Linked DNA regions of Homo sapiens: region 1 is linked to region 2. Evidence: chromatin loops called from intact Hi-C (ENCODE). Cell type or tissue: psoas muscle. All regions are shown on one strand. Each heading gives the region's core, and the rest is flanking DNA. Links, peaks and the distances in the headings are about the cores only. Region 1 overlaps LPP (LIM domain containing preferred translocation partner in lipoma). Region 2 overlaps LPP (LIM domain containing preferred translocation partner in lipoma).

Region 1 (12,942 bases), core at 5,952-8,451, 55 kb after region 2:
TTTGTTATTTCACTATAGAAAATTTTGTTTTAACATTCGGTTGGAGTTGATGATATACAACCCAATTATATGGATTTGTTATATGCAAACATAAGGAAGTATTCACAAATTTAAAGACCAAGTTCATGTTGTTCAAGATAATGTGAACCCAAATTCATTGTGCTCAGGATAATTTGGAACTAATTTCATAGAGTTTAAGATATATTATAGTAATTAAAATCATGGATTTTGGGAGCACACTCCCCTGACTCTAAATATGTGGCCTGGGATGTCACTTAAACATTTTGTGCCTCAGTTCTTTTATCTCTATAATGAAGACCATTATAGTATCTATCTCCCAGGATTGTAATGAGGACTAAATGAGTTTCCATGTATAAAGCACTTGAAACAGTGTTTGACATATTTAGCACCATATGCATTAGAAGATCTTATTGTTAGCTGCGTGCTTATTCTTAAATTGTCTGAGTTACTGCTTTTATATAAGAAGATTGACTTATAAATTTGGCCCATGATGTCCCATCCAACTCTCTGAAATAGATTATCTACCTCTTTTCAGCTGGGCATCTTACTTATGATATCTGAGGACATCTCTCTGTTCTTGTGCTTTGCCCAGCCCCCTTTGGTTTCTAATGCATGGAGCCAAAAGCTACAGCTAGAGCCATAATGGTCTTGTCCTACCATCTGAAAGACATGTTGATTGCTAGAATGTTTCTGTGGTTAACAAGATAATTCCTCTGATAAGTGAACAACCTTCACTTAAATGCAAAAATTATGACTCATAGATTATTAATTTGTCACAATTTACTAACCCTATCATTGGCCTATTGATGTAAGTTATTCTTGTCACGCTTCACCTACCCAGACGCTAAAGCATGTAAAGCAATAGTTAAGTTTATTGTTCATCTGATTGACCTGGAGGGCTTGTTAAATGCCATTACTGGGCTCTACCTTATGTTTTCAATTCAGTAGGGCTGGAGTGAGGCTCAATAATTTGTATTTCAAGTGTTGCTCTGGTGTGGACCACACTTTGTGAACCCTTTAAAGCTTCTTGTCAGTCACATGTTTGTAAGCAGCACTGTCTTCCTCTGTTCTCTTATTTCTATAGCTGCACACCCTTAAGGCTTGCCCTAGTGTCAAAAGTGGATGCTAGTTTTATGTCTTTTTTCTAGAGGAGGAAAAACCATAACCTAGAGAAGTATCTTTCCCTGCATACATAGTACATTGACAGAATCTGGAAGATGCCCTTTAAAAAAAAAAAAAGTAAAGATTTGTACCTGCCATTCTGTCTTTCAGAATTGTAAATTTATGTTTATTGATATTAAATATGCCTGTAATCCCAGCACTTTGGGAAGCTGGGAAGGGCGGATCACCTGAGGTCAGGAGTCCAAGACCAGACTGGCCAACATGTTGAAATTCTCTTTCTAATAAAAATACAAAAATTAGCTGTGCATGGTGGCGGGCACCTGTAATCCCAGCTACTTAGGAGGCTGAGGCAGGAGAATTGCTTGAACTCAGGAGGTGGATGTTGCAGTGGGCCGAGATTGCACCCCTGCACTCTAGCCTAGGTGACAAGAGCGAAACTCCATCACACACACAAAAAAACAAAAACAAAACAAATAAAAATTGTATAGATTTATGGTGTAGAACATGATGTTTGATATATGTATACATTGTGAAATGGCTAAATCAAACTAATAAAAATTTGCATTACCTCCCATATTTATTTTTTGTGGTGAGAAAACTTAAAATCTCCCAACAAATTTATAATACACTTGCATCTGCAATTCTTGAAAGAACTATTAGGTTTGGAAAACTAGAATTCCGAATTCAGTTCTGCCATACCTAGAAACGTGAATGTCAACTGTTTGATCTCTCTGAACCTCATTTTCTTTGTCCATGATATTAATACCTCCTCTGCTTATCATATATGATATTGTGAGAAGTAAATGACACATTGTACATTAAAGTGCTTTGTGAACTATAAAGCGCTATACAAAGATTATTTTGCATTCTCATCCCAGTTGTCACACACAATATCTTGTTAAACATCATCTGTTTTATGATAGGCACATCCTTCTCTCTCTCAGCTAGGGTAAATATTGACTTTTCTAACTGTTTTCAGGAAGGAAATAGTGCACTGTGAACTACTTGCCTTGTGCACAGAATCCTTTTATTTCCCTCCTGTGATTATTTTTTCTTTTCTAGTCTCTTGCTTTTTAAAGTAAACAATTAAGAAGCTTGTCATTTAGCCATTTATGCATCTAAACACTTTTGTATATGTGAGATGTGGTCACAAACATAAACATATATTATGAATTTTTCTCATAACATCCTTTTATGCAAGACATCCTACACACCACATGTATTAAGAATGAAGTGAGTTGCTGTTTTGCCTGAAATGCATTATTTTTTGTTTTTGTTTTTGACGTTTGACTTGGAAAAGGGAGTTGAGTTGAGCCAAGAGCAATGGGTCCTCTTCCCAGTTGTGTAACCAGCAGGTTGTGTTAGGTAAGTCAGCTCCTTTCTTGAAGCCTCAGGTACATTTGTACATAGATCGAAATCTAGTCTTTTCTCATGCCTTCCACTCTCAATGTCTGTGTTCTCAGTGTTAAAAGGAAGTTTCAGAAGATGACCTTCACCTTGATGAAGAAGTCCGAACAGAGTATCCCCATTTATCTATCTCTATTCTGCTAAGATACTTTTCTTTTCATGCCTCAGGTCTGACTGCTCTTTGCAATTCAGCCTGTTGCAGTGAAGCTCTGACATGTCTTTCCTTTAGGATGTGACTGGTCTTCACTAGGACTCTCAATTTCTTAGGGCTTACGTTTCTGTTAGTATGATCGGAAATAGAAGAGGCCATGTCCTGCCTTTAATCCCCTGGGATAGAGATGTTGGTGGATTGGGGGATTGAGGGGTGGAGAGGCTTTTATATTTTTAGTGAGTCTTTCCCTTTAGTGATTTTCAGAGCATCTCCCTATTAGTGCACAGTAAGAAGTATTTGTTCTTTTTGCCATGCAACAAATTGCTTAAAAACCAAGCAGCTGAAAACGCGTATTTTCTCTTTGTTCTTGGTGAGACAGGAATCTGTATATAGCTTAGCTGGACCACCAACTTCTTGGTCTTTCACAAGGCTGCAATCAAGGTTTTGACTCAGTCTGCACTTGTATCTGAAGGTTCAACGGGAGAACGATCAGCTTCCTTGCTTAGGTGGTTTTTAATTTTTTTATATGGTTCGATTTCTTCCAGGCAGTTGCATAAAGTGCTTTAGTTTATATCTGGTTGTTGGCTGGAGTCTATCCTCAGTTATTTGTCATGGGAGCCTCTCCATGTGGCATCTCACTACATCAAAGCATGGAAGCTGAGCAAGCAATAGGTAGAGTTTGATTACAAGATGGAAGCCATAATCATTTGAAACCTAAATGTGGAGGGGACAGCCCATCACACTTACCATAGTCTGTTTGTTTGAAGTAAGTGACTAGGATTAGCCCACACTAAGAAAGATGGCATTGTAAAAGAATGTGAAGCCCAGGAATTAAGAATACTAGGGGGAATCTTATAAACCTGCCGATCACAAAAGAGAGTGAGGTTAGACTTACTGTCCACAGGGATTTAGTGCAAATGTAAGTTTATTTGTAGAATCTGTCAAGTCAGAAAGCAGAGGAGGCATGTGGGGTATCATGAGAAGAATAGAATCTGGAAGGAGTAACAGGTAATGAAAGGTACTAACAGATGTAGGAAGAACTCCAGAATTTAAGAAAGTTATACCTGAATGTGGTTTAGGAGGTCTTTTGATCTAACCACCTCCATTTCTCAAGGAGTCCAAAGCATATAGAGGGCCTTACTCAGGCCAGAAGTTGTGGCTGAACAATGAGTTGGAACAAAGTCCACAAACTCCTGACTTAGTACAGATTTTCAGCTTGATGTAATGAATATAGCTCTGGATTTGGAGTGAAAAGATACACATGTTCAACTTTTGATTTGCCTCTGAGTGGCTGTGTCACCCTGAGCAAGTGATAAGTAAAGGAAGCTTGATATATGGTTACCCAGTTTATAACATGAAGCTATCATTATCATGTATATTCATTTATGTCTGATGAACATATTAACTTTTCTTTATGAAAATTCTTTGTAAGCTGACATGAACAGACACTTCTCAAAAGAAGACATTTATGCAGCCAAAAAACACATGAAAAAATGCTCATCATCACTGGCCATCAGAGAAATGCAAATCAAAACCACTATGAGATATCATCTCACACCAGTTAGAATGGCAATCATTAAAAAGTCAGGAAACAACAGGTGCTGGAGAGGATGTGGAGAAATAGGAACACTTTTACACTGTTGGTGGGACTGTAAACTAGTTCAACCATTGTGGAAGTCAGTGTGGCGATTCCTCAGGGATCTAGAACTAGAAATACCATTTGACCCAGCCATCCCATTACTGGGTATATACCCAAATGACTATAAATCATGCTGCTATATAGACACATGCACACGTATGTTTATTGCGGCACTATTCACAATAGCAAAGACTTGGAACCAACCCAAATGTCCAACAATGATAGACTGGATTAAGAAAATGTGGCACATATACACCATGGAATACTATGCAGCCATAAAAAATGATGAGTTCATGTCCTTTGTAGGGACATGGATGAAATTGGAAACCATCATTCTCAGTAAACTATCGCAAGAACAAAAAACCAAACACCGCATATTCTCACTCATAGGTGGGAATTGAACAATGAGATCACATGGACACAGGAAGGGGAATATCACACTCTGGGGACTGTGGTGGGGTCGGGGGAGGGGGGAGGGATAGCATTGGGAGATATACCTAATGCTAGATGACACGTTAGTGGGTGCAGCGTACCAGCATGGCACATGTATACATATGTAACTAACCTGCACAATGTGCACATGTACCCTAAAACTTAAAGTATAATTAAAAAAAAAAACATTAAAAAAAAAAAAGAAAATTCTTTGTAAGCTATAAAAGCCTTTAGAAAAAAAAGTAAGCTTTGTTTAAATTATTAATGTGTAGGTTGAGGCAAAACAAGCACTCCCTTTTGACAGAAGGGATAAGTACTGGTTCATATAAATACAATTTTATCTCCATCTGTATCTGTATCAGCCATTTATTTCTGCTTGATAAATTATCCCAAAGCTTAGTAATGTCTACCTTACTCACATATCTGCAATTTTGATAGTACTCCATGAAAATAGCTTAACTCTGTTCTGTGAAATGAGCCCATGTGCCTCGATTTGGGTGCAGAGGATTCACTTTCAAGATGCTTTACTCATGGCTGGCAGTTTGGTGTTAGAAGTGCGACTAGAGTTGTGTGTCAGGACCTTAGTTTCTCTTAATGTGAGTTCCTCTACAGGCTCCTAGGGCTTTCTTACAGCATGGTGGATGAGTTCCAAGGCCAAGTATCACAAGAGAGAAAGGTAGAAATGCCAGCATTGTTATGACTTAGTTTTAGAACTTACACAGAGTGTCCTTTCTACTATACACTGTTGATTGAGGTCCACCTGGGCTCAAAGACAGGGGGTTAGTCTCCACCTTTGTTGTTGGGGTTGTAGTAAGGCTCCAGACAAGTTTGTGGGCAAGAGACACTGTCGTGACCATCTGTGTACAGTACAGCCTGCCATTATATTGTATTTTATTGCATTGTATCACATTTTACTACATCATATTTTAATGTTTTATGTTGTATTTGTTTCCATTTGTGGAGGACTTAATATCTGCCAGACATGTATATTCTGTATTAAAGTTGACTTAATTCTCACAACAACCCTGTGATGACGTGGTCCTTCTCATTTTCACCAACGAGAAAACCAAGTTATAAAGATGGTAAGTAACTTGCCTAAGGTCAAACCAGCTCATAAGTGGCAGAGTTCAGGTTCAAAACCAGGCAATCTAGTTCTGGATCCCATACTTTTCACCACTCTGCCAGATTATTTCTATGTTGTTATCTGTTTTTATGTCTTAAATAATATTTATGCCATGCTGTTACTAATCACCATTTCCATCCCTGTCTCTGTATCTCAGTTAGAGAAAGTGGGTAGATAAGGACTGGATATCAGACTGGATAGGGAGGAAACACATGCAGGAGTATCATTACCTTTGAGAGAGGTGGGTCTGAGCTTGTCCCTAAGTGCTCCTGGACCAGTTCTAGGAGATCTCAAGAAAAGAAGCAACGTAACATTTCACTAGTTCCATACAGAGTTTATATTGGCCTTAATGATTTTGCCTTTAATTTAATAAGACATATGGGAGTCTACGGAATCTAGGGAAGGCAGCTGAGTAAGTAACGATATTTTTAAAAAAATTGGAAATAGGGGCCAATATTTGAAGACTAATGAAATTCAGGGGCATCTATTCTCGTTCCACAAAAGTTTAGCTATCTGGTATTCCATCTGGTGATCTATTCAATCAATTAACTCTTCCATATTGGGATGTTTGTCAGAGTCCAGCTTACAAATTGAGGAAATCCACAGTCACTTGTGAGCTAGTTTGTATCAGTTATTAAAATTTACTTATTTATTGTAAACTTCATCAAACCAACAATTGTTAAGCCCCTACTGAATGCAGGACACTGCAGATTACAATCAAGGGGAACACAGTTTATACCCTTTCTCACACCACAAGGGACTTCTACTGTAAGAAAAAGATGTGTAAAGCCATAACGACAAGAATATGTGATAAATATGATAATGAATCTATGAACAAGGCTGTATGGATGCCTAGCGGAAGGTGCTCCAATATTCTCCTGGAGAGGTCAGAGGGGGCTTTTCAGAGCATTTAAGCATATATATTACAGGAACTGGAAATGTTCAGCCCAGTTGGAGCTTAGAAAATGTAGGGCAAGTGATAAGCCTGGAAAGGAAGGCACGTAGATATGTTTCTGCAAATGCATTCCCTCCTTCTGTCTTCCTGTCTGCCTTATATACACAATGATGACTCAGTACCAGGAATCTCAGGAAACAAACAACACACATGCACAATATAAATTCCTCTACAATCCCTCTATTTATCCTCAGTGCAAAACCTCAATTAACTAATAGCTCATCTGAAAACTGTCAGGGCTAGAAAGTCCCATAACCCCTCAGGATAAAATCACACCAACCGTAAGTTACTTAGGCTCTCCAAGGTCAGCCTCCTTTTATCTAGCTTCCCTCTTTTTATAAAGCTGCGGGCCTGTCTCTAACAGGATCATGTGGTAACATTCATGATTTGCAAGAGCTTTACTGCTACAAAGCACATTTGCAATACACTGTCTCTTTTTTTTACTTGGCATTTGCGATTTAATTGTTAACCCACCTGATATATAGTGAAATTGTGGCCCAGAAATGTGAAATGACTGCTCTTAATTTTTACAAAAATAAAACAAAATAATCTAATCCTTAAAGTCGTGTCTTCTTTTGCAAAATCCTAGTACATTTTTAGTACATCAGTTGTGTTCCGTAGCTGGGGACTCTGTTCAAGTGAACCTTAATAAGAAGTGTGATGTATAAAATGGCAGAGTTTGAGGTGTTCTGACTGAAATAAGGAGTCTGGGCTCTGGAGCGTGGCTGAGCATCTTCTTGCTCACTCCAGAAACGGCCCTGAGGCTTCTTCATGTCTAGTGTTGTGAAAACCACTCAACTGCAGTGTGCTTATTACCTATGTCTAACCTTGGAGCACTCAGAAAAGACCTAATGCTTATTTTACTGTCTGAAGTGGGAAGACAGCCATTGTTAACGTGGGATCTCCCCTAGCATTCTCCTTCTGATCCTAGCGTAAATTCCTGTGGATCAAAGCCCAGCCCCTGAGACTGTAACAGAGAGAATAAAAGAACAAGAAGATGGTGAAGGCGATATGGTGTGGTAGATGGAGCATGTGAATTCTCCTAGTTCTGCTTCTAACTCACTTTTTGATTTTTAGCAGGCAAGCTATTTCACTTCTCTTGTGCCACGGTTTCCATTCATAAACTAGGGAACTGGACTTCTTGTCTCCTCACCGTCTGATTAAAAACATTCCGTGGTGATTCCTTTTCTTGGTAAGACACATAGCTTAGTCCACCTCAGGTCCCAAAAGGAGGATCAACCTTAGTGTTTTACGCTCTCTAATATGACCTCTTGCGGTCGATGTTTTAGAGGTATCTATCATATTGCATGGATTGAGGGAGTTTGACCTGTTGAGCTGGGCGAGTTATCACCATGCAGCACTTCAGGTGCTTACTCTCTTTTTATCCATGCATTGGTTCATTGGATTCAAACATTTCATTAGACTTCCTGCCTTCTTTTGGGGGGATATTTTGAATTTGGGGATAATAAGTTTAGAAATCTTTGGGATGAAGAAGAGGAAAGAGAAGGCAGAAAAGGAGGGCCATGACTATAACATTTATCAGCAACTGTGCCTCTTCCAGAAGAATCAGGATGGACTGGATTTGAATATAAAAAGTAGGAAGAGAGGCAAGGCAGAAACTGGGAGAGGCCGCAGATGGTAGTGATTGCAGATCCTTTATAAAATGCTGCATGTTTCAACTTTCCTCTGCCCAACACTATCAAGTGAGATGGATCCTTGGAGGTCTTTGGGTCCAGTCCTCAAGGAATCAAAATTACATCTAGGTAGTAGGAATAGGTTCTAGTGTTCTATACCACGTGGGATAACTATAGTTAGCAATAATGTGTGATGTAGTTTCAAATAACTAGAAGGCAGATAGTTAATGTTTTCAACACAAAGGAAATGATAAATATTTGAGATGATGAATGTGCTAATTACCCTGATTTGATCAATATACATTATATGTATGGAATTTCACTGTGTACCACATGAATAGGTATAATTATTTTTAATTTAAAAAAAGCAGTTTCTCATGTAAGCTGGATGTTGCTGGATAGTTTAACAGAAGTCTGTATAGCCTTGTTGTATTTTAATCATTTTATCTTTTTTTTTGGCCTGGAAAATATTAAGTTAGAATGGCTGTGCTGGAATACATCATCCCCACCTGTATATTAAAGCTCTGTGTTATTTAAAAATTTGTCTAAGAAACCTATAAATTGATGGAGCCTCACTGTGGTGGTTCTACTTCTCTATTTTGTGTGTTTGTTTGTTTGTTTGTTTTTTGGTCTGGTGCCATTGAGCCACTGTCTATAGGAATAAAAGGATGTTAGCATGACTGATAGTTCAGTGACCTGTAAGTAGCGATTTTAAAGAAAAATTTTATAGGTCTTTGTTAGTTCCAAATCTGACTACCTGTTAATTCTGCTTTATAGTCATGCTCTGACTTTACCATGAAGGCTGTAGCATTGTGCTTTATCTCCTTGTCTCCAGAGTACAAGATCTTGGTAAGAGAAAAGAGTGATAAACCCAAAAAATACAAACTCAGTTTACCTGAGACTGAGTAGCACAGAGGTCTCCACTACCACTCATTTCCCTCTTCACATGGCAATGGAACTTTTCATTAAAAATAAATTGTATTTACTCATGTATATTCTTATGCTAAACTGATACCCTTTTTCACAATGGATAAAACAACAATAAATGTTTGCAGCCTCGCACATCAATTCTCGAACCCTGTTCTGCAATTTCTGGCAATAAAAGGCCTTGCTTAGTGTGCATTAAAATCTTGGTTCTAAAGTCAGTGTCTACTTTCATAGAAAGTATAGTTTGTGACCTCTGTTACTATATTTTCACCAGCAATTTGCACACTTGTCATGAGGCTTTCTCTTTGTATGGGTCTTAGATAATGCAGTATCTTGACATGGTACTTCTATGGTAAGACAAAGAGGATGCTGTTTTTGTATTAATGCGACCAAAATATTTCAAAGCCAATCTTACAGAATCCCCCTATTGGACATCCCCCATAAATTTTTTAATGGAACAAAACCCCTCTGTGAGAAATAACAATTTGTATACGATTTCAAAGGCATAATTCAAACTATAGCTGAATAAGAAAAATAATACAGGATCTAACAAGGCAACACTTAATGAAAAATCAAGGGCCAGGTGCAGTGGCTCGTGCCTGTAATCCCAGCACTTTGGGAGGCCGAGGCGGGTGGATCACAAGGTCAGGAGATCGAGACCATCCTGGCTAACATGGTGAAACCCCGTCTCTACTAAAAATACAAAAATTTAGTTGGGTGTGGTGGCATGTACCTGTAGTCACAGCTGCTGGGGAGGCTGAGGCAGGAGAATCGCTTGAACCTGAGAGGCGGAGGTTGCGGTGAGCCGAGATCACGCCACTGCACTCCAGCCTGGGTGACAGAGCAAGACTCCATCTCAAAAAAAAAAAAAAAAAAAAAAATCGAACAAGTCTTTGGATATTAACCATAGTGATCATGCCCTAAGTATGTATTTACTTTAGGTAAATCTTAGTAAAGCAGGAATTAGCTGGTTAGCTGCACTTACTGGCTTTAGGTTGCTGGTTAGTTAACTGGAAAGGCTGTTAGTTTAGAGGTGATACGACACATAGATTATGGTTTAAAAAGGTTGCAGCCCTTATTTCTAGAATGTATTCAATGGTATCTGTGCTGCCTAACCCATAGGGTTATGTTTTAAACGATATGATATAAATGTGTTATACTACATTTTGAAACGTTAGTTGGTGTCACTATATCTTTTGGCAAAGAGTCTCCTTATGAACTTCAGGGAGCTTGTTTCTACAGAAGGAGTTTGGTTCATAAGATGTTTTCCATAAGAATTATATAAATTTTTATATAAAAAAGTAGTGCCCAAACTATTAACTCATGGAGAGAGATCAAATTCTGGTCTTTTTAAAATTAAGCTCTATTAGTCCATTTTCACACCGCTGATAAGGACATACCAGAGACTGGGAAGAAAAGGATATTTTATTGGACTTACAGTTCCACATGGCTGGGGAGGACTCAGAGTCATGGCGGGAGGCGAAAGGCACTTCTTACATGGCAGTGGTGAGAGAAAATGAGGACGATGCAAAAGCAGAAACCCCTGATAAAACCATCAGATCTCATAAGACTTATTGACTACCACGAGAACAGTATGGGGGAAACTGCCCCCATGATTCAAATTATCTCCCACTGGGTCTCTCCCTCAACATGTGGGAATTATGGGGTAAAAGTCAAGATGAGATTTGGGTGGGGACAGAGCCAAGCCATATCACAAGCTTAGTGAGAAACCTAATTGCTTATATACTATCTATTATTTTCAAATTCATTTTAATATTTTGGATTCTTATCCAACTAAGAGATATAGGGAACAAATGCTGTAATAATCACCCATCTGTAAAATATGGACCTTCTCATAGGGAACTTACGTTTTAGTAGGGAAAATATAACATATACACTAATAGAGATTACAGAGTAGGAGGTCCTTTACAGAGTAAAAGGAGAATGGAGATGTACAGTTTGGTGTGTACTGTGGGTTGAGGAAGATTGTGTGTTGCGGAAGATGGTGACAGCTACTGACGAGTCACTTTCTGCCATAGAGATCAATTTTCCATTGGTCAATTGTGGACATTCACTAATGTAGGTTGGAGTGATGCTTCAGGAGCAGACATGGCATAAACTATTTCAGGAAACCATAAACAGCTTAGCTTTATCTTCAGAGTAGGGTATGAAAAGGGAGAGACCAATGGTAAAAATCCAAATTAGAATGATGTGATGCCATCTTGGAGGCCCTTGTAAGTCAAGCAAAGGAGTTTGTGCAAAAAGTTTGAACATTAACAACAACAAACAAACAAACAAACAGAAAACAGAAAAAAATATTGCATTGTATCTGTGGGACCTTCCCATCCTTAGGTTTTAATTTTCCCCTCTGTCAAATGAGAGATTTTACTTGATAATCTCCAAAATTGTGACCAGCTCTAATGTTTTACAATTCCCAGAATTATTACATCTTAACTTCTCCCTGAGAATTATTTACTGATCACATAGTAGAACTGAAGTGATTTCTACAGTAGCTCTATAGCTAGCAACCCAGCATTGGATAAACTCAAGGAATGAAAAATCTAGTGTGTGCTGGGGTTGGGAGGGTAGTCATATATTACTGATTTAACTGTCATCTGGAAAACTTTATGGGAACTAAGTAGAGGATGCCATAAGGACCATTAACTGCTCCTAAGATATGATGAGCAAAGACTGGAGAATAGGAGTGGGCCTAGTCTACAGATTAGTTTTCTATTATTGCTGTAACAAGATACCACGAAATTGGTGTCTTAAAACATCACAAATTTCTTATCTTACAGTGCTGTAGGTCAGAATTCTAGTCCAGGACTCACTGGGTTAAGATGAAGGTGTCAGCAGAGCTTCGTTCCTTTCTGGAGGCTCTAGTCATAGTCATTACCTTTCCCAGCTTCTAGAGGCTGCCCATATTTCTTGGCTCTCGGACTCTGTCTTTCTAGTGACATTGCATTTCTCTGACCACTCTTTCATAGTCATGTCTCTCTGACCACAGCTGGGAAAGATTCTTTGCTTTTAAGAACTCATGTGATTAGATGAGGCTCACCTGGATAATTCAGGCTAATCTCCCTGTCTCAAAATCTTTAACCTTAATCACATCTGCAAAGTCTTTGTAATCAACATGTTCACAAGTTCGAGGAATTAGAGTGTGTACATTCTTGGCGGGGTGGGGAGGGCTGTTCTTATGCTTATCACAGTCTGTTTTTAGGAAAGTAGATAAGTTCACAACGTTAATGCATGGAGGCTGAGATTGTGAGAAGAAATGAAGCAGCCAGTCATAAAGTGTGTTTCGTGCTAATGTAAAGAGTTCTGAAGTTATTCTGATGGCCATAGAGAGCTATTCAATTCTACCTAGTAGAGGAATATTTAATCTATAATGATGTCAAACAATTGAAGTGGGTAGCTTGTGGTACCCAACCATCCTTCGCATTTTAAACATGGGAAAATGAAGACTATTTTTTGACTCAGTATACTTGGGACACATATTAGTGCCATGTACCTATCATTATTTTCCCATAT
Region 2 (12,942 bases), core at 6,030-8,529:
AAAGCTGCCACCATTTAAGCTGAAGAAGTGCTTTATGTCAAGAAGAAAATCTAATAAAGTGATAGAATTATTGTTATAGTTTTAGGTGTGACTATGTTCGCATAGATACATTGAAGAAAAAAATGAGTCTTCTTTGTCTTTCAGAGAAACATTGGAAATGTTTGTAGATAAAATGGAATGGGCCGGGCGCGGTGGCTCACGCCTGTAATCCCAGCACTTCGGGAGGCCGAGGCGGGCGGATCACGAGGTCAGGAGATCGAGACCATCCCGGCTAAAACGGTGAAACCCCGTCTCTACTAAAAATACAAAAAATTAGCCGGGCGTAGTGGCGGGCGCCTGTAGTCCCAGCTACTTGGGAGGCTGAGGCAGGAGAATGGCGTGAACCCGGGAGGCAGAGCTTGCAGTGAGCCGAGATCGCACCACTGCACTCCAGCCTGGGCGACAGAGCGAGACTCCGTCTCAAAAAAAAAAAAAAAAAATGGAATGGTGTCTGGTAATTATTTTCAAAATAATAAGGGTTGGAAACTACTGAGTGAGAACATGGGTGAAATAGGGTTGGTTATGATTTGATAACTGTTGGGTGCATGGAAGTTTATTCTGTTATTCCGTCTACCTTTTAAAAAATACCTAATATCATTTGTGGAACATAAAATATATTGAATTATTGCTCATTAATTTTATCATTTGTTTTACAGTATTATTTTTTCATTTTAATTTTTGTAGCTACAAGTAGGATATGTATTTATGGCATACATGAGATATTTTGATATAGGCATACAGTCTTTTAAACATATACCTTTGTATATGTTTAAAATATCCTATAATAAGAAGTGTAAAAGAGAAAAAGTCTTAGGGAACAACTGCTTAAATGGTTTGTTCTATTATTTGCCTTTCTTTCTCCTAAATTTGAGGTTGAAGGAGACAAAGAAAGAAATGATTCATTCGCTCAACAAATATTCTGTATTCCTATGTGGGCATTATTCAAGCACTAGGAATGTTATAGCAAAAAAGACAGACACCACTCTGTCCTCAGGGAACGTAAAAGTTAGTGGGACTAGTGGAAATAAACAAGATACGCACATTACAAAGTACATTAGAGTGGATAAGTGGGGAAACAGGGAGGGGGTCAAGGCTTACCTACTAGGATGGGCATTATCAATATGGCCCCACTGAGAAGGCGACGCTTAAATGAGGACTTGAAGAAGGAGAGGAGGGAATGAGCTCTAGAGATTTCTTGGGGAGTGTATTTTCATATAGTAGATATTAAGAAGTAGAAAAGGCTTTTGATATTATCTATCATTTGAAATCAGTAAATTGCAGTTGTAACCAGTAAGTACCAATTCAGTTTCTGGAGTCTAGATCTTTTAAGGCTATTGAAAAATATGTGTATTGCAAATATAGGCCATGAATTTCTTGCATTTTATTTTGGTGTATACTAATAAAATCAACTATCAGATGCCAGTGATGAATGAGAGTCCTATAAAGTTTGTATTTATTTTATGTAACAGATAGAACCTTTGGCAAATAAAACCAATATGAGTGATTTTTCTTAATTTTAGTCATTTTTTAATAAAATGAGGAAATCCTTAGCTTTGGCTTTAATATACCTTTGGTCTTACTTTGCTGAAGTTGGTTTTTTGCATATTGTTTAATATGTACAATTTTTAAAGTCACTGACTCTGTTTCCTCTCTTAGATTGTCATAGAAACTATTTTGTTGCATTTTAAATCTTTAGTTCTCACAATGTTATTTGAAGTAGTGACAGAAGACTCGTGATTGAAAACTAGTTACATAGATTATTCTAGTTGTGTGATCTTGCGCAATGCATGCTGAGTCCCGGTTTCCTCTTCATTAGAAACAAAACAAATATATATACCTCTTACAATTAAATGAAATACAGATGGATTTGAAAGTATTAAACTGAAAGGGCTATACAAATATTTTGATGTTATATTAATAATCACTATTAATATGTAAGAAGACTAGTAAGGATTTTCCAGTGGGTTCCATTAAAAAATTCAACCATGGGGCTTTCAAAAGATAATGAAGAATTTTTTTCAGGTGGACCTTGTTCTGTTAGATGTACTCAAGCCGTGGCTTTGTTTTTGAAGAGGAAGGAAATAAACAAAATGCCTGTTGTCATGTTGGCTTAAGTTCTCTGTAAAACAGAAGGGAGGAGGATAAAAAATAAAATACGGTTTGCCAAATGGAAAAGGACAAATCTGGTAGGGAGAGGCCTGTTATTTTTGAGACGCTTCATATGGAAGATTGTTGATACATTCAAAAGAAAACGAACATGCCCTCCCCTTGTGCAGAAGTGACTTAGATGTGATAGCGGCTTGGTCCTGCTCTGGCCCAGGTTTGTACCAGCTATAGAAATGAGCCATGGTAGAGCCTAAAGTAGCATGATCACTGGAGAAAATTCTGCGCAGTTTCCTCTCGGCTATGGTTAAAACCTCATGTTCCCAAGTCCAAATTATAGCTGGTAAATGTGTGTTTTTATGCAGAAGACTGTTTATGTTTCCAGCCAGATTTTCAGGTCAGAGCCAAAAGAACGTCTACTAAGAGTGATTATAAGAGTTGTAAGATTTTGAGAGCAGAAAGGGACCTTAGAGATCATTTAGTCCAACTCTGGCGCCAGGCATCTAGTTACAGTCCTTTCAAGTATTTGCTAAATTAATTTCCTTTTTTTTTTTTTTTTGGAAATGGGGAAACTGAGACCCAAGAAGGGATGGATCCTCTGGTTTCTGACAGAGGTCTTATTGAATTTGAAAAATCTTGACTCCTGGCCTTGACCTTCTTCCTGCTGTCCCAGATGGCCCATGAACTTGGTTTTGCTTTAGTCCTCTAGCAGACTTCAAGGCTCTGAGATTCATTGCAGAGGGTTACACGTTTTTATTTGGAAGGAGCAGGTGATGCCGGAGTTTTGCTTGGCTGTCTGAATTTTTGATATATGCTATAAGCTTTTATTTCTTCAAAAAAGGCAAATAAATATTTAGCCTTAAGGATTCTTGGTTTAACAGTTCTCATTTTCATGTGGGAAGATGCAACTTGGAAAACAGGGGAAGGATTTGGTTTGCTTTTCTGTCAGGATCAACGTGACCTCCATGCCTGTGATGTTTGTAGTGACACTTCAGCAATCACTTTATTAATTCATTTGTTCTTCATTCATTCAGTGTAAATTGAATGCTTCTTGTAAGTAGACATATATGCTAGTGATTATAGCCTTAAAACTTGGCATCATAGGTTTAATGCTCTGAGTCTCAGCCTTGGGACGGTCAGTTAGTTTTATTTATTTATTTATTTATTTATTTATTTTGATACAGAGTCTCACTCTGTCACCCAGGCTGGAGTGCAGTGGCGGGATCTTGGCTCACTGCAACCTCCACCTCCCAGGTTCAAGCGATTCTCCTGCCTCAGCCTCCTGAGTAGCTGGGACTACAGGCACCCACCACCACGCCTGGCTAATTTTTTTGTATTTTCGGTAGAGATGGGGTTTCACTATATTGGCCAGGTTGGTCTCAAACTCCTGACCTTGTGATCCACCCGCCTTGGCCTCCCAAAGTGCTGGGATTACAGGCATGATCCACCGCGCCCGGCCAGTTAGTTTTATTCTTATCTGACCCCACAGTTGGTAATTTCTTCCTCTTTTCAGCCAGGCCATAGGCAAGTATTAGTATTATATAACATTGCTTAAGGTAGTTACAAAGAAGTCACGTGTCTCAGAATTTTGGACTTGCAAGAGAATTAGAGTTAATACATTCAAGTTCCTTTCTATTGTTTGAATCTTGTAATTTTTTCCTACATAACAAAATGTTTATGGGTAATTATGATAGGTGAGGCAGTGCTGCAGGATAAGGAGATGGATCAGTACAGTACTCAGAATCACATTCGGAAGATGCATATACACAGTCATTTAAGTCATTTTATGGTAAATTATGCTTTGGTCATCATACATTGATCAGAAGCATAATCTAAGTCCTAGGTTAGTGGTGGAGAGTGAGGGAAGTAAATTAACTGTGACTGGAGAGAGGCAAGAAGGATTCATAGAAACAATTTAAATTGAACTGAACTTTGATGGCTGGGTGGGACCTTAATTTTCAGATAGGTGAGTGGATTTTTCAGCAATAAAATAAAAGAATTAAAACACAGAGGAAGGAGAGCTCAAAGTAAGTGTGGTAGGCCTTGTGTTTCTAACTGTGGAACCTACTCTTTGTTCTGAAACCATTGACAATTTATTGTAGGGGCTTGTTATTATTTTAAATATAAGGGTGATATCCCCAGAACTGTTGTTGGATGCCAAGTGATACTGTTAACATAAATTAAGGCAAAACATGTTGCACTTGCAGGAAACCCCATGCAAACAATTCTGAGTTGTCTGGTAGACTTCCTTCAGATCCATGGGGACTTACCTGCTGACATCTGATGGCTTTGAATTCAGGGGCTCAATATTTAACTTCCTCTTTTTATGATATCTTTGTTCGTCTTTTCTTGGTGACTTCCAGTTGACAACTTCTAACTCTGCTTCTCTGTTTGTTTCCCAGTCCTGTGGCTTGCTTTCATTTGCCTACTATTCAGTATTTGCATACCTCTGGTTTTCATCTTTCCTTTTCTGTTTGGTCCTGCAAAATGGCCAGGCTTGCTAATGTAACTCCAGGCCCTCCACATTAGAAAACAGAGGGGTTTTGTCCATTGGTGATTACTTCAAATGTTAAACATTTCTCTTTGTTATTGAGTAGAAATGTGTCCCTTTATGATGTCCTCATATTGGTTTTCTTTCCCCTTTTAAAAAGTGATGCAAAGTCAGAGGAATGACCAGGCCAGGAGAGAGATAGGTGCTGTATGTCTCAAGGAGTTGATGAGTAAAGCTACTGAAAGATGTTACTTTTCAAAGGAGTGAGTAAGCACAGAGTAACATGAGCTATGCCCAGAATTAGTGGAAAAGTAGAGAAATGTCTGAAATTGTTTATTTTAAAGTCAGCCTCCAAAAGCTCTTGAGCATCTATTCTTGTGAAAACAATTCAAAGCTCATATATGTGTATGATGAATAGTGGCTTATAATCTTTTTTCTTTTTTTTTGAGACAGAGTCTTGCTCTGTTGACCAGCCTCTGCCTCCTGGGTTCAAGCGATTCTCCTGTCTCAGCCCACCGAGTAGCTGGGACTTTATAAGCACGCCCCACCAAGACCGGCTAATTTTTTGTATTTTTAGTAGAGATGGGGTTTCGCCACACAGGCCAGTCTGGTCTTGAACTCCTGACTTCGGGTGATCCGCCCACCTCGGCCCCACGAAGTGCTAGGATTACAGGTATGAGCCACCATGCCCGGCCTCATTTTCCTACTTACTAATTTTATGTGTTTAGTTTAACAATGATAATTTGAAAATCAATTCAAGTTTTAGCAAAACTGGCACTGGAATTTTTTTTTTTTTTTTTTTTTGGGACAGAGTCTCGCTCTGTTGTCCAGGCTGGAGTGCAGTGGTGTGATCTTGGCTCACTGCAAGCTCTACCTCCTGGGTTCATGCCATTCTCCTGCCTTAGCCTCCCAAGTAGCTGGGACCACAGGCACCCACCACCACACCTGGCTAATTTTTTTAGTTTTTTATTTTTAGTAGAGACGAGGTTTCACCGTGTTAGCCAGGATGGTCTCGATCTCCTGACCTCGTGATCCGCCTGCCTCAGCCTCCCAAGTGCTGGGATTACAGGCGTGAGCCACCGCGCCTGGCCGGCACTGGAATTTTTGTCTTGTGATTCCATGTAGGACTATCATGGTCTCAGGTACAGAACAACAGGATTTTATTTTTAGACATAAGGAACTCAAACCTACAGTATGGCCACATTCATTCATGAACTCACAGAAATAGGCAGCTGAACTGGCTTTACGTGGGTTGGACCACCTTATCATAAAAGTCTGTCTTTCTGCTGCCGGTTAGTGTGATAAAGGAGGAGGAGGCTGGGTATGAAAAGAGATGTCGGCTGTGGAGATTAAGAGTAGAGGTAGTGGACAGTGTTGCCAGGGCAAAAACAACATGGTCAGCAAGAGCTTTAATGTATTCTAAAATGCTTGTTTTCAAAAGGGTGAGAATACAAGGATATCTTGATCCATGAAAACATACCAAAGAGATGATTGAGATGCTTATTTCTTCCTGGCCCTTTGCCTAGTTCCTTTTGGGTCAGCAAACCCCAGTTGATTTGTAGCTTGTTTGTGACCCTGACAGCAACAGTAGCAGCAGCAGCAGCAGAAGCAGCAATAGCAGCAGCAGCTTGCTTTGCAATTATCTCCTATTTTTATGGTCCACATATGTAGGTCATTGTGTGTTTATTAAGGCTGGGTAGGCTCTTAGCATGTCACTGGCTCTGGTCATTGTGACTTTCTAGAAGCGAATGTCACAGTTTTCCTGGTTGCTTTTTGCTCTTAATCATCATCTGATTGGTTATTCAGATAAGAAGATGGACATTTTTGTTGTCTGGACTTGTAAAAACCCTTTTGACAGTAGCCGACCTAGAGTCCAGGGGAGTATTCCAATATTTCATTTAGCATTAGGAAACTTTTAATGGAATATCATAGTTTCTCTTCTTTACTTTTTAAGAACTTAAAGAGGTAAAACTTTCCCCTGGGATTGATAGTGGAGTATGTGTACATATACACATACCCACCTACTCACCTATATCAACCTGATTACCACTGCCACCACTACCTTGAAATAATTTGTGACACATTTATACTCTCTGCAGTGAAAGATTGGTTAACTGCTCGACAAAAAAAAGTCTTGTGGGGAATTGATGGTGGTTAGTTCTGTTGAATGTAGGGATAACCAATGAGGTTAGCTTTGCCTTAGCTCCTGAGTTTCTGTATAGGGAGTAATATACTATGCTTGCATATTTCAGAACATTTCCTTTGCTCAAAGTTAAGTGAGACTATAGTTGGTTCTTTTTGAGTCAGTGAAAGTTTTATCCCAATTTGTCTCTCCCATCAAGAGTCTTAGTGGTTTCTTCAAAGGTGAAATGTACTTATTGTTTTTTTTATTTTAACTTACAAAAAAGTAGTGGGTCTTTTTCTACTTATAAGAAAGTAATGTCAGCCGGGTGTGGTGGCTCACACCTGTAATACCAGTACTTTGGGAGGCTGAGGTAGGTGGATTACCTGAGGTCAAGGAGTTCGAGACCAGCCTGGCCAACATGATGAAACCCCATTGTTACTAAAAATACAAAAATTTGCTCTGTGTGGTCGTGTGTGCCTGTAATCCCAGCTACTCCAGAGGCTGATGCAGGAGAATTGCTTGAACCCAGTAGACAGAGGCTGCAGTGAGCCGAGATTGCACCATTGCCCTCCAGCCTGGGTGACAAAAGCGAAACTCCGTCTCAAAGAAACAAACAAACAAAAACAGTAACGTAAAAAAATCAAACGATGTAGATTAGATATTTTCAAATTTATTTCTCTATGAGGGAAAAATTATGATCTGCTTATATGTCCTGCTCCCAATAAACACGCCAAATGATGCTTGAACATTCTTTTCTTCCCTGCTCCATCCCACATTCTATTAAAATAATTTGGAGAATATGTTGTAACATTTTTAACTTTATAGCAAATCTCTTTTGAGAATTGTTTCTTGCATTAAATTTTATAACCACATCAGTAATAAACTGTAACTTTTACCTGTTTGCTGTGCTATTTTCTATTTACTATCTTTTTCTTGTATTCATCATCTTGATTCTTCTCTTTTTTGTTCTTTTTTTCTGCCATAGTACTTCATTAAGTAATTTTATGGGAAGGCTACATGCTTGATGTATTTCCTGAGTCTTTGTATATCTAAAATGAGTTGTTATTGCCTTCATATTTGAGTAAAAGCTTGGCTATAAGTAGAATTCTCGGGTCAAATTTGCTTTACTTCAGTATTGTACCAAGATTTGCACACTATCATTTAGTATCATTTAGTATTCAGTGCAGCAGATGAGAAATCTGATGCCAGTCTGATTCCTTTTCCAGTTTAGTAAATTTTTCTTGTTTGGTCTATAGGCTTTATTTGTGGGATTCAGCAATTTTACTAAACTGTGTCTAGACACAGCTCGCTTTTTACCTATTCTGCTATTTCTACTCAAGTCAAGGTTTTCTTTATGTAAATGGGATTTTCTTCTTTCTTTTCTTCTTTTCTTTTCCTTTCTTTCTTTTCTTTCTTTCTTGAACTCCTGAGCTCAGGTGATCCTCCTGCCTCAACCTCCTAAGTAGCTGGGACTAAAGGTGTGTACCACCATGCCCAGCTAATTTATTTATTTATTATTATTTTATTTTTGTAGAGACAGGGTCTTGCTATTTTGGCCAGGCTGATCTTGAACTCCTGGCCTCAAGCAGTTCTCCTGTCCTGATGCCTCTCAAAGTGCTGGGTTTACAGGTGTGAGCCACTGCTCCCAGTCAAGATTTTCTTATAATATGTTGAAAATATATTTTAATCTTTCATTCACCTTTTTCTTCTTTATGAACTCCTACTATATGGAATTGGATTTCTTCTCTATTCTTCATATTAGTTTTCTTTTTCCAATAGTTCTACTACATGGAGGGATTTCTGTTGCTTACTTCCCTTTTATATTCTTAATTTTTGTGGTGATAGTCTGCTTTTGACTTATAAATGCTCTATAAAACTGAATTTGGGGAGAGTATTTGGTAGGAGTGGCTCTGGATATCTGTTGTTCAGGGTAGCTAGCTTGCACTTAAACCTTTATCTTTTATCTGAAATGGGAATATATAGTTATTTAAATGCAGGGTGGCCATAGGGTATATACGTTCAGTCTTCAACCATATATGTAATTAGGGGATGCAGGCCAGCAGAAGAATTGCCCTTAGATGCACAGGTCAAGAGCAGACCAGCAAGGTTAATCTGGGTCCTCAAGGCTAATGGTTTGGGGATTCATAGGCAGGTAGCAAAGCCCCTCCCTTACATGCCATACATGTATGCCAGGTGAGGGCTGCAGGAGCTGTGGCCAGCGCTTATGTATATTGATCTCTAGTTGAATTCTCAAGCCCCTTTGATTTCCTCCCTCATTGTGTTTTCATCGGTGACTTTGCTTCTCAATGACACACTGTCACCAGCGGTGCTGGGAATTGTGGCAGAGTCCTTTTTGTTAGAAAGCATAAACTCATTAAATCACTTCAGTCAAATCACTTTTGACTGACTTTCATTAAATACCCCTAACGTCCATTCTAAAGAGCCTTGCCCCACCCCTCACCCTTTTTGTTATGACAGTTCCTGGTGTCCTGCTCAGGTCCTGGTGTCTTTTGCTATGTATCTCAAACTCACTTTGCTGCCTGTGAGGAGTTCATCACAGAAAACGTGCTCTCTGATAGCATTATCTAAGCCAAAGAAAGCTTCAGAGACAGCATAATGCGATGGTTAACACTGCAAGTGCTCTTCCAGGCTTCCTGGGTACACATCTGGCTTCCTGCTTACTGGCTGCATGACTGTAACGTGCTGCTCAACCTTTCTGTGGCCCACTTAAATCCTCTGTAAAATGGGTGATTGATTGTTGTGAGGTTTCAAAGACATAATGCACATAAAGAATATTTTATGTAATTGACATGTCCTAAAACTTAGTAAATATTTTCACTGTTGTGATATTTTGGGCTAGCAGGTCTCTGTGCTGGGTTTTGCCATAGTTGTCACTGACATTTGATTTGCACCATGCCTCCTCAGAGTTAACCCGTGATCCCATCCCTTGCTATTATAAGGTTCAGGATTTTATATATATATATATATATTTTATTTATATTTTATTATATATTTTTATATATTTATATTTATATTTTATTATATATTTATATTATATTTATATTTATTTATATATATTTATAAATATATAATATATATATTTATAAATATATATATATTTTTTTTTGCAGAAGAAATACTCCCACAAACTTCCTCTATAAAATGAATGATTGAATTAAATAATCATGTAGCTCTCTTACAGCTCTAAAATTCAGTGCCTTGGTAATAAAATATCACTTCTTTGTAATTTCATGGTGATTTATAATTTGCAAAATACATTATAACAGCACAAGTATAATTTAACTAATGAAATAAAAATGAGGATCCAAGAGTTGAAGGAACTTGTTTAGATCTCATAATTGTCATGAAAGCAGTTACTTATTTTTAAATAGACAATAACAAAATCATTTCGGTGACTTTTTACAAATGAGAGAATGTGGATACTCTTAAATCCTCAAAAAGCAGCCATTGTCGTCAATAATATATGTTGATGTTTAGTAACCATGAACCTCCGAGGTAGTTTTCTTTGTAATTTTTTAGTGGAAGATTAGCACATCTTCCATCCTGGCCTCTAGCATATTTTCTGACAAACCCCTTGTTGATTGTATCACATACCTTTTATCCATGGATTTGGTACGAAAGCCCTATTGGGCCCACAAATCTTTCGGTTCTTTTGTAATTTACATAATCCAATCAACAGGGGCACAGAAACACCTTGTTCTGAAAGAAGGAGTGAAAGGGAGTAGAGGATGCTGACACCAAAAACCTAGGGCACTAACTCATATTTTATCTCTGAATATAGTACTTTGAAACCCTAGTGTCTTAGGAAGGTTTTCTGTTCATAGCTGATTTCACTTGATCCATTCAAAAGTCAAGCATTTTTGTACTCTTACTATATAACTTAAAATATATTATAGCATGGGGTGTTTATACCAATCCTTGAGGGGTTAAGCTATTATTATCATTATTTTATCATTAACTTCTGTGAGTTTGACTTGTACAGGGCCTCCTAGCCTGCAAATTTCAAAATTGACGTCTTTTTTTTTTGAGACAGGGTCTTCTTGCTCTGTTGCCCAGTCTGGAGTGCAGTGGCATGATCTCCACTCACTGCAGACTCCACCTCCAGGGTTCAAGCCATTCTCCCGCCTCAGCCTCCTGAGTAGCTGGGATTACAGGCACGTGCCATCACACCTGGCTAATTTTTGTATTTTTTTTAGTAGAGACAAGGTTTCACCATGTTGGCCAGGCTGGTCTCGAACACCTGACCTCGTGATCTGCCCACCTCAGCCTCCCAAAGTGCTGGGATTACAGGCGTGAGCCACTGCACCCAGCAAACATTGCTTTTTTTAATAAAAGACTTTCATATACTTTATCTCACTTGAACCTTTAGACAACTTCTGCAAAGGGAAAGGTAGGGAGGATTCTCCATCTTGTATCAGTGAAGGCTCTGGGGCTCTGAGGTTAAGCAGCATTCCAGGTTTCCATGGCATTAACTGTCCCAGGCAGGGATGAAGCTCTCTGAGACGTGCCAGTCCATTTCTCTCTCCATTGCCATCGCTGCTGTATTGTTACTCTCCCTTTATATTCATTTTTAGTGAAGGAAACAAAACAGCAGTTGTCACTTTCCTTTCCCAGTAGTTTCATTATTTGCTGTCACCAGTTCTGTTGCAGGATCCTCTATTGTAATATTGTCTTCAGATTTTAAAAAATGTATCTCTACATATTGGAAGAAAGCACTGTGGTGGAAAATACAGGAAAACTGTGTACAGACCTGTTAAATGGAAATGTTTTCATAATTTTTAGTTAGTTTTATTTGTATTTTACTAATGAAATTTAGTAAAGATGTCAATGTCAATCTTTCTTACTACGGAAATAAGTTAAATTTTGCCAACTAGTGGAAAAAAAGTTTCTGTGGCATTTTTTTTTTTAAGGAATACAGGATTGATACAAGAATGAGAGCATTCATATTATAAGAAATATAAGTTTTGTGGTTTTTTTTGAAATAAAAATTTGGTTTATGAGAGGCTTAAAAAATGAATAAATTCCCTTCTTTCCTGATAGTTTCTGTCGTTCCCTTGGGGATTAAAGGAGTGTGAATCTATCCTACAGCCACTTCCTCTCTGAACTGTAGATGACACATCAGGATGTGATTTGGGGTAGATCAAGCCTCAGAGTCGAATCTCAGTGTCTAGCCGTAGAGGTGGTATGATAGTATGATAATTCCACATGTCCTGCCTTCTGGGCTTTTTGACATTCATAGCATTTCTAAACAAGTGAAGGATTTATCTTAAAAAATAAAATTTTAGTATTTTCTTCATTATTCGTGAGCTTTAATTCTTTCCATTAGAAATTATGTCATCCCCATATTTAGAGCAATGAATAATTGCATAACTTTTAAATTGTGTATTTGATGGTATGGTGTATATTGAAAAGAGAATGAGAAACTATCCCCTGAATAGAGATTTAGTGATTCAAGCCATCACTTTCTAAAATATACGCACTTCAGAGTGAAAGTTCAGTGTCAGAACTTCATAGAGTGTCTGGCCAGCTAGAGTTAGGTATTTCATGGAGAGATGATCAAACAATTGAACAGAAAATACAGCAACCAGAAGAGTTTTTCACTGTGCATGTTCAGAAGACTTCATCATTTTTATTATCATTTTATATCAAGCCATTTTATAAGTAGAGATGTGTCTAGAGGATTGTTTTCATTTCCTTTTAGCTCATTGAAAGTCATACAGTGTCACTTTAGTAATTCTCTTCTTGCCCAGTGGGGATAGAAACCAGTTTTGGGCCACGGCAACTATATAGAAGTATTTTCATAGAGTTACAGATTCATTAAATGAGACCCTCTCTCCTCCCCTTAACACCCACTGTGTTTCTGCTATAATGAGGATTTAAGCAACAGTCCCAACATGAACTAGCTCATTTCAGTACTAGGGAAATGGCTGTTGCATGGGTTTACCACCTCTGATTCTGCAACAATTGTTCTTTTTCTGACAGCGTCTTCTACCTCCTCCAGGCAGGCACAACTCTTGATGACTTGAACCTCCTATGTTCTTTTTTTTCCCCCCCAGCTTGTAAAATTATGGTAAAATACACATAATATAAAATTTACTATCTTCACCGTTTAATGTTCTGTTCAGTAGCAATATGATGAAGTACATTCATATTGTTGCAACTG

The links. Hi-C counts contacts between places; a loop is a spot of excess contacts. Peaks named below come from ENCODE experiments on the same cell type or tissue, not always from the same donor. Only the 100,000 strongest peaks of a DNase experiment are listed, where the experiment ranks them.
Region 1: a loop joins it to region 2, with 2.1 times the contacts of the local background. A loop is called at or near these places in 3 of 110 quality-filtered maps.

What each region holds. Positions count from the first base shown.
Region 1 is chr3:188,540,309-188,553,250 of GRCh38, forward strand. All of the region lies in intron 6 of LPP (LIM domain containing preferred translocation partner in lipoma), which reads left to right. Among named protein-coding and RNA genes, the nearest start is that of LPP-AS1, 22 kb to the right of the region's middle. In psoas muscle, for the core only: no CTCF peak of the experiment used is centred there; no DNase peak of the experiment used is centred there.
Region 2 is chr3:188,485,336-188,498,277 of GRCh38, forward strand. All of the region lies in intron 5 of LPP (LIM domain containing preferred translocation partner in lipoma), which reads left to right. Among named protein-coding and RNA genes, the nearest start is that of LPP-AS1, 77 kb to the right of the region's middle. In psoas muscle, for the core only: no CTCF peak of the experiment used is centred there; no DNase peak of the experiment used is centred there; H3K27ac peaks cover 845 bases.